2 separate regions of the Mus musculus genome follow, and region 2 is linked to region 1. The links are chromatin loops, found by intact Hi-C in ENCODE. Cell type or tissue: left cerebral cortex. All regions are shown on one strand. Each heading gives the region's core, and the rest is flanking DNA. Links, peaks and the distances in the headings are about the cores only.

The links. A loop is a pair of places that touch in the nucleus more often than their neighbours do. Peaks named below come from ENCODE experiments on the same cell type or tissue, not always from the same donor. Only the 100,000 strongest peaks of a DNase experiment are listed, where the experiment ranks them.
Region 2: a loop joins it to region 1, with 3 times the contacts of the local background. A loop is called at or near these places in 21 of 42 quality-filtered maps.

The regions. Positions count from the first base shown.
Region 1 is chr5:111,327,818-111,332,203 of GRCm38, forward strand. Pitpnb (phosphatidylinositol transfer protein, beta) reads left to right here and starts at 2,880. Exons shown (of 12, transcript NM_019640.5): 1 at 2,880-3,016. The coding sequence starts at 2,997. In left cerebral cortex, for the core only: a CTCF peak has its summit at 2,780; a DNase peak (open chromatin) is centred at 2,834; H3K4me3 peaks cover 2,072 bases; H3K27ac peaks cover 947 bases.
Region 2 is chr5:111,271,468-111,275,853 of GRCm38, forward strand. All of the region lies in intron 14 of Ttc28 (tetratricopeptide repeat domain 28), which reads left to right. Among named protein-coding and RNA genes, the nearest start is that of Gm35628, 39 kb to the left of the region's middle. In left cerebral cortex, for the core only: a CTCF peak has its summit at 2,315 (motif pointing right); DNase peaks (open chromatin) are centred at 2,311 and 3,687.

The DNA of each region.
Region 1 (4,386 bases), core at 291-4,290:
GCAGGAGACCATTACAGAAAGTCACAAGTGGTCAATATGCACAGGGCACTGACATGCTGATACACCCACAACACAATTCTTTTGTTGTTGTTTTTTCAAGACAGGGTTTCTCTGTGTATCCCTGGCTGTCCTGGAACTCACTCTGTAGACCAGGCTGGCCTTGAACTCAGAAATCTGCCTTCCTCTGCCTCCCAAGTGCCAGGATTAAAGGCGTACTCCACCGCTGTCCCTGGCGACAACACAATTCTTGCAAGATTCTTTACTGCAGGTATCTTGAAGTCAATGAGCCAGGATTCAGGCCCAGGTTTTCAATTCCTTTAATACCGAGGGAACATGATAGAAGGGGGTGGTGGGAAGATTGCTGAAGTCAGAAAGTTGGCTTGAGATCGTGCCTTCTCCTAAATTTCAACCTGGCTGCCTTAACAATGCTGGAACAATTCCAATGACACTTGACATCCCAAGGTAGATGGAAAAAAATCTTACCCACACCCCTAGATGAAGATCTATGGGCAATTAACAACTGCACTCCAGACAGAAGCAAACAGAGAATTAGTCTTCCCTAGGAAGAGACCTCTGACTGGTTATCTAATACTGAGTGGTTAGCCCTAAAAACTTATACATGCAGGCAACACTGAATTGACTCACAGGTTGCATGTATGTACATATGTATTATGATGTATAGGTATGTGTTTGGTTTTTCTAGACAGGGTTTCTGTGTAGACCAGGCTGGCCTTGAACTCAGAGATCAGTTTGCCTCTACCTCCCAAGTGCTGGGATTAAAGGTGTGCACCACCACGCCCGGCCAAAAAAAATGCTTTGTGTTTATATGCTCATTCATTTATATGTAATAATAGTGATAAAAGACCTTGAGTTTGGGAGAGAAGAATGTGGTCAGACATGGGAGTGTAGGAGAGGGAGGGGAGAAATGAAGTTATTATTATATATCAATTTTAAGAACTATATGAAATTAAAAAAGTTATGTGTATTATTTCCTGGAAGTGGAGTTACAGGTGGCTTCCTAGTCTTCTGCAAGAGTAGTCATCTCTTCAACCTCTCTTTGGCTTTCCTTTTTAATTTACTGTTGCTGATCCCTGATAGTTTTTATATGGTTTTCATTCAAAAACCTTCTATTACCATGTGATATGTATAGGTGCTTCATGTAATTTTGGCTTTTTTGTGGTGTTTAAGACTGAACTCAAGCTGGGCGGGGTGGCACACGCCTTTAATCCTAGCACTTGGGAGGCAGAGGCAGAGGCAGAGGCAGAGGCAGGCGGATTTTTGAGTTCGAGGCCAGCTCTGTCTACAGAGTGAGTTCCAGGACAGCCAGAGCTATACAGAGAAACCCTGCCTCAAAAAAATCAAAAGGACTGAACTCACTGCTAGGACATTAGGCAAGTACTCTATAAACTGAGCTACATTTTCAGTCCCTTCCTACTTTTTATTCTCTAAACAGTCACCTATCTTTGGTTGTATAAATTAAGTCTCTACAAGATTCTTTATTCCAGATTTCTTGAAGTCAACCAGCCAGGATTCAGGTCCAGGGCTTCATCTTCAAAGTCCAACCCAGTTTCCCAAATCGGGACAACTGACCTATGCTCTGATATCTAACAAAATTAAGGAACACTTGGGACTGGGGTTGGAGAGATGGCTCAGCAGTTAAGAGCACTGGTGGTTCTTCTAGAGTATCTGGGTTCAATTCCCAGCACCCACGACGTGGCAGCTCACAACTGTTTGAAACTCCAGTTCCAGGGGATCTGACCTCATCCAGGTATACATGCAGGTAAAACACCAATGTACATAAAATATAAATAAATCAATCACTAGAGAGGGGAAGAATATTCTTGAGACTATTTCTAGTTTTTATGAAAATATTTTCAAGATCATTCGATGAGGGAAAAAATATGGTTTGACACAAAGTATAGAGAAATCAAATTTACCTAAAATGCCCGTTGACACAAAGAAGATTATTCCTGCAGCTATCCAGCTCCCTAGGAATCCCACTAAAAGGTCCTTGAATCCCAAGTTACTAAGTTCAGTGAGTGAGGAAGCAGAGGGCAGTCCAAGAGCAGTACTTAGTCACTGTTTCAAAATTGTTTTATCAAAGTTGTTAGGTCAACTAGTGCTTAAAGCCCGTGTTGGGACGGGCTTCTGATTGGTCTTAGTAAAATTTAACTTTCATTCTTCCTGTAGTGAGTTCTTTGCCCCGAAAGCACATAATGAAAAACCAATGCCTTAGACACGTAGAATTCGTCTAGAATTAGTCTACCCAACTGGGTCTGGGTCTGTCTCATGCAAAATTGCTTTTGTTGAGGATTCAATGTTTGGACAGGGGCTCAGTTGTTAAGAACACTGGGGGTTCTTGCAGAGGACCCAGGTTTGGTTCCCAGCACTCACATGGCATTTCACAACTGTCTGCATCTCCAGTTACACGTGAACCTCAGTATGCATGAGACACACAGGGAGCAGACACAATACAGGCAAACCAGATAGATGTACCCTTAAAAAGGTTAGTTAGGACAAGGGGCGAACACATCAGGATTTTAACACCGGTCTGTCTGGGTTTCTAGAACACGCTCCTGCTAAACCTGAGGTCGTCCTCGGCTCCCACACCTGTGCGAACTCAACGTCGTTTAGGGTCCCGACTGGAGAACTCACTGGAAACCATAGGCTGCACAGCGCCGTGAGAGACTAACGCTGGCAGGAGGACGCCGCGCTTGCTGCCCCACTGCTCGCCGAGAGTACGCAGGCGCGCTCCAAGGCTCACCAGCGCGCCAAGGGGCCACGCAGCCGCAGTGGAGGCCTCGTGCTCCGTGAGCGGGGCGTGGACTGGGCGGAGTCAGCTCCCCCAGGCGCGCTGACGCAATGGCCGGCGGCGGAAGGGCGCGGACGCGCAGGCGCTCCCGGGGCTCGGACGATTGGGAGGCGGGGCTACGCTTGCGTGTTGCGAGGCCCGGCGGTGGCGGCTGGCGGCGGCGGCTGTGAGGGGTTCCCGGAAGATGGTGCTGATTAAGGAATTGTGAGTGGGTCGTTGGGCTCGAACGAGGTTCCGGAATGCGGGCTGGGGAGGATCGGTGGGCTCCGCGAGGAGGGCGCTCCCGGGTCGCAGTTGGCTCCTTCCTGGAGCCCCCAAGGCCCTGTGCGGCGCCGCCGCCCTCCGCAGTCAGCGCCAGGGTCGGCGGTGCGGCCGGGGCTCTCGGGGGAGCCGGGAATGCCGGGCGAAGGGTCGCCCGCAAGTTCGAGCCCGACCCACCTCAGGCTCAGTGAAGCCCACTCTAGATCATGCCCCTGCGGTCGCTCTCAGACCCCTCATCTCTAAGATGGGGAGACACCGGCCCCACCTGCTTCACTGGGTTCGGTGCGGGGTTAAACACATGGTGCTTAACACGGCAAATAAAGACTTTTCCCAAGTTCGTCGGACTGGTCCCGTCATTCTGTTGGGAAGTTGTGGCTTCCCCCTCTGCTTAGAGCCACGGACATCACAGGAAACCGTGGTGGCGGGGAATGTTCAGCTGTCATACCTGAGCCGGTGTCCCTTGTGCAATTTCAAGTGTGACCCATTTTGTTGTTGCTGTTCTTCCTCGGCCCTGGTTTAATTTCAGATTCTTAAAAGAAGCAAAAAAAAAAAAAGACGTTAAGTTAGCTGTCTAGATTCCTTGCCTGTATTAACGTCAACCTTGTAAAAATCACTAACAAGGTTTCTCTACTTAACACTGCCCAGATTCTATTTTCTGCTCATATGTAATTTTTTTTCCTTGCCCATTCCAGCATTACAAGACCCCTTGTTCCTCTGTCGCTCTGTATGTTGGCTTTCCTTCTCTTTCTGCTGACTCGAATGCTTTTTCCTCAAATCAGTAGCTCACCTTAAAGGTCTTGGGAAGTGTGTATTGTTTGTCTTTCTGACTGTTCGCCCTACATTGTGCAGGATACTCACTCTGATACCTCCATTTTTTTTGGATCAGTCTTTAGTACATAGCACATCTTCAGCCAGCATTTGGTGTTTTTAAAGATTTGCCTGTTTATATGTGTATTTAAGTGTTTGCCTGCGTGTGTGCATATGTGCTGCGTTCATACAGTGCTCTTGGAGGTAGTAGTAAGAGGGCATTAGGCATTGGATCCCCTGGAACTAGAGCAAGAAGTGAGCCACCGTCCATGGGCTGGAAACTGAACCCAGTTACTCAGAGCAGCAAGTCCTCTTAGCCGCAGAGCCATTTCTCCAGCCCTTCAGCAAACTCTTGTTAAATGAATTGGTGACGATTCTTTTTCACTTTTAGGAGAACACTTTTAATTACATTTGTATGGAGAGGGGTGTACAGGGTAGTACACCGAGTGCTTTTGGAGGTCAGGGGACAGCTTTCGAGTCAGTTCTCTACTCCTATTAGGGTCCTG
Region 2 (4,386 bases), core at 225-4,224, 56 kb before region 1:
ACTCCACGGACATGCATTCTTCGCTGGCTGCTTATAGTCAGGATGGCAGGTCTGAGCTTGTGCTTTGCTTTGCTCTGCTCTACATGGGCTGAACGCATTTGGCTCAGTGTCCTCGTGTGCTCCTCGTCTGGTCTATAGGTCATGAGGCTCAACGTGTCAGTGCTAGGAATGAATGCCAGCCACGCCTACCTAATCTTAGATGTTTATTTGGATTGACCCAGGCCACCCCCTTGCTCTTTGCCTGGGTCTCAAACACAGAACCAATGTCTGGTGCTAAAGACACCAACTACAGCCTACCTTGCCCTCTTGCTGGCATATCCAAGCCACATGAGCCTGCCATATCCCTGCTTAATTCAAACAGTGCTCTTGGGTGGTACAGGGACCTTGGTGGGTCTGAGAATTTAGGGGCCAGTTTCAGGCAGGATAGTCACAGACAGCTGTTCTAAGGAGGCAGGAGCATCCCTCAGCAACTCTCTCTCTCTCAGGCACCGTGTATCCTTAAGAGACCACAGTTCACATATGACTTCTCCATTCCCTGAATGGGCACCTCCCTGGTCCTCCAGCGGTGTTTCACCTGGCCTAACAGCTGTGGGATGACTTTCCTGTCTTCTGGCAAGTGACCCTGGCCATCCTTCCTGATGTCTTTTCTCTGTAGGACTGTGAGGACCATCTAGAGGACATGTCGGGTTTGCACAGGGCAAGGTGTACAACACATTAGGGCTGCAGGCAGGGACTGTCACCTGGGCAGGGGGAACTGCTGTGTCCAGGGCCCTCCTCAAGGTCCCTTCAGGAGTTCCTGTCTGAAGCCTTCTCCTGGAAAGGCCAAGCCCCTCTTCCCTTCATGTTCCACCCTGTCCCTTCTTATCTTCACGCTCTCCACACTGCTATGATAGGGCTCCAGCTCACTGTACCTTGCTGATTGAGGAAGACATGGGTTTTTCTCCTGCCTCCCACTGCCACGAGCAGTCTTGCACTCCTCTGCACTTCTATTAGTCCTCTGAACTTGCAGTGCTCCCCACTCCTAGCAACGCTCCCTAGTTCCAGTAGTGCTCTCCACACTCCCAGCAGTCCTCTGCACTCGAAGTGCTCCCCACTCCCAACAGTGCTCCCCATTCCCTATAGTCCTCTGAACTCCCAGTAGTGCTCCCCAGTCCCAGCAGTCCTCTGCACTCCTGGAAGAGCTCCCCACTCGGCATTCTTCACTTGCTTGAGCGTCCTCCCACCTTTGCTCCTAGCCGATTGCATCTCTGCTCCATCAGTGCTGAGGAAGACGAAGAGGCAGACTGCTGTGAGTGTGCTCTCTGCTTGCCCAGATCAGCAAGGCCTCTATCCCAAAGCCCCGTCCCCCGTCTCTGCCATCCACAGAGCAACAATGGGATCTGAGGAGTTGGCTCTTGTCGCCTCCTCCTTCTCTCCCTTGTGACCTAATTCACTCCCCAGTCATGGCCAGGGCCATCCCTCAGCTTCATGTCCCTCAGCAGCTGGCCTGAGGCCTCATGCATGTGCACAGAGCTGCTCTCAGTCTGAGGTGCATTTGCACTGGATCTGATACAGCACAGAAAGCAGAGGACCCTAGGAAGACACTAGGTCATGGTTTCTGTGGCGACCTGGGGGCTTTCCAAGAGCCAGAAACCAGATACTCCCTCCCCCCACGAATCACAGGCCACGTGTCCTGTGTACATGCTTGTCAGAACCCACAGCTGAGGCAGCCCCCTTGATGGCAGCATCTAGTGGAGGTGCCGCTCACCCTAGGGGTCCAATACTTGGTGACAAGTCCAAGCCAGGCTGGGAGTCAGCAGGAAGCTGAGGCCAGGAGGTGCCCAGAGTCAGCGGGGTGTGCTTCAAACAGTCCCTCTTCTGTGACTCCCCCCAGAGTAAGAGTGTGCTGAGGTGGTCTACACACCCTCACGCTCCTGCAGAGGTGCAAAGAAGGGTGGTCTCAGCCTTAAACAGGTAAAACAGCCACCAGAAAACACCTTTGCATGCTGACCACCAGGTACCCACCAGGACTGTGTCCACTGCAGGTGAGGGGCCAATGCTTCTCACACAAGACAGAGTGAGCCAGGAGCTCTCAGCCACCGCAAGCAACGTGGCAAGACTGCTCAAACTTTAAAGACAAAGGATCCACTGTTTTAAGGAAAGCACTTCTGAGAACCTGGGATTCTGTTTCCTGTCCAGTTACAGCTACACACTTAACACATGCTTAGACATGCTTGGTGTGCGCTGCCCCAGAGTCTGGAGCTCCGGCCCTCTCTCATGACTGTCCTGTAGCGGGCCTCCTGGAAACATGCCACTCCTCTCCAGAGGCCACCAGAGGGCGCATTGACGCTGCCAGCCCTATGGGGAGTCACACTGTCCATCAGCTTCCAGAAACAGCCGGTTCCCTCCACACTGTCACAGAAACCGCAGATTGGGATTCATGGATGTTTCATGTGGGGCATGGGATTATCTCAACAACTGCCTTCAGTTAGCTAGGGAACCAGGCCCGACACAACTGAAAGTGGGACATAGTAGGCCGGCGGCGGCGGAGGGGTGGGGGGGGGACCACACACCAGCCTTTGGCTGACTGTATTTCCAGGGAAGTGTACTATCAGGACCATCAGCAAATGCTGAGCCAGATCCCACCTACAGTCACCAGGGAGCAGTATAGAATGTCTGAGTGAAAAGCAGGCAGGAGGTGTGGGTGGCGTGGTCCCAGCAGGTTTAAAGGTGTTAAGGACAGCAATGGGCCTGAGACCTGGTCTGCCTTTCTGGTTGTGAGAGGACAAGGGAGCCATCTCATCTCTGAAGCCCAGGTGACCAGACAACCTATGACCAGTGGTGTTTTCAGGGCTGACTTGGAGTGTGGCCCTGTACATACCAGCAACATGTATGATCTTCCTTCCACACTGCAGGCAAGCTTCACCCAGTGCAAGGCACCGTACCCTGGAGGCAGGCTTGCAGTAGGGCCTTCTCCAGGTGGGCAGTCACTCACTCTATGGAGGCCCAGACTTAAGCATCCTCAGACTTTGGGCTTGCCCTAGTTACAGCCTGCCAGCCTCACCTTTGTATCCCTTTGCTTCCACTCTGCTTGGAGTAAAATTTGAAGCTGGATGCTCCAAAGAGGTCATTCACACAACTTACACACACAGCTGTCTGTCTGCAGAGGCCAGAGGGACAATGACACGTGGCTGCGAGTCAGGTGTGGCACCAGCCACTGGCTGTTCCAACACATCGCGTCACTGTGGATAGCCATGTGTTCACACCTGACCGCGTGTGCTGTGGCCCGTGCTACGGCAGCTCCCTCTGCTCCCTGGGCTGTGAGTGGAGGTGTGCTGGCAGCGGAGAGGCTCTGCCCATGCCATGCAGAGCTCCCCATCCCAACTTGCCGTTTCTGGGGTGGCGGTGACATACTTCCTACTCCCTGGGTCGTACAGCAGCTCGTGTAGCTGCCTGTAAAGCAAGCAGGTGCCCCAGCGATTTCAATTCTCTTTCCCCCAGGTTAGCCAGATTATAAAAGGAAGCAAGGCTCGGGGCCCCGAGAAGCCTGAGCTTCCCACCAGACACTTGTCACTTTGGGTTAGCCAGCATTTCTGCCACCCTCAGCCAGGTGCCTCTGGCAGCAGGCAGATGGGTCACATGAGCACATTTGCTTCCTGAGGGCACAGCCTGTCAACCTCACTGAGTCAGCAGGAAGCATGCTGGGCCCAGGAGACAGGCATTTCTGCCTGCAGTGCCACGGCTGCGGTGACTCCCACTCCATCCCTGTTGAGTGGCAGCCATACTTGCCTCACTCCCAGGCGCTCTCTCCCCTCTCCACTTCCTCCCATGCCTCTTCTCAAGTACAGAGTCCTGCTCTTTAGTGTAGGCTCACCCTGAGTTCATGGCAATCCCCCTGCCTCCCCCCCACACCCAGAGTATTGGGATTATGGGTGGGCGCTGGGTCATCTTCACAGTTGGCTTGTCTCTTCTGAGTCCCAGCCCCACTTTTGGAAAGGCCACTTCTGGGCAGAGCGGGCCGGTCAGCGTCTGCATGCTGTGGCTTGCACACAGACTTCCCCAGGTCCTCACGTGAGATTCTGGCAAGAGAAGTGCTGCCTGTCTAACACCTTCCCACCCCCAGACGCCATAAATGGAAACACTGCCTTCAAAGCTGGGGGAGCTAGATTGAGACCCTGACATCACAACAGTCCCTGGATGACCCCAGGTCCTCCTGGCTCTGAGTGTCTGGCCTTGTGCCTCATCAAATGGGAGACTCACCAGGCTCCAGGAGTCCTTGCTGCCCGAGAGGGTCACGGCACGCACCCCAGTCCTGGTGGCAACACAGCCCTCCAGCTGTGTTCCTGGAGGGCCGCTAGGGCAGGTCTCTCTGCTATGTTCCTGGAAGGCAGCTAGGGCAGGTCTCTC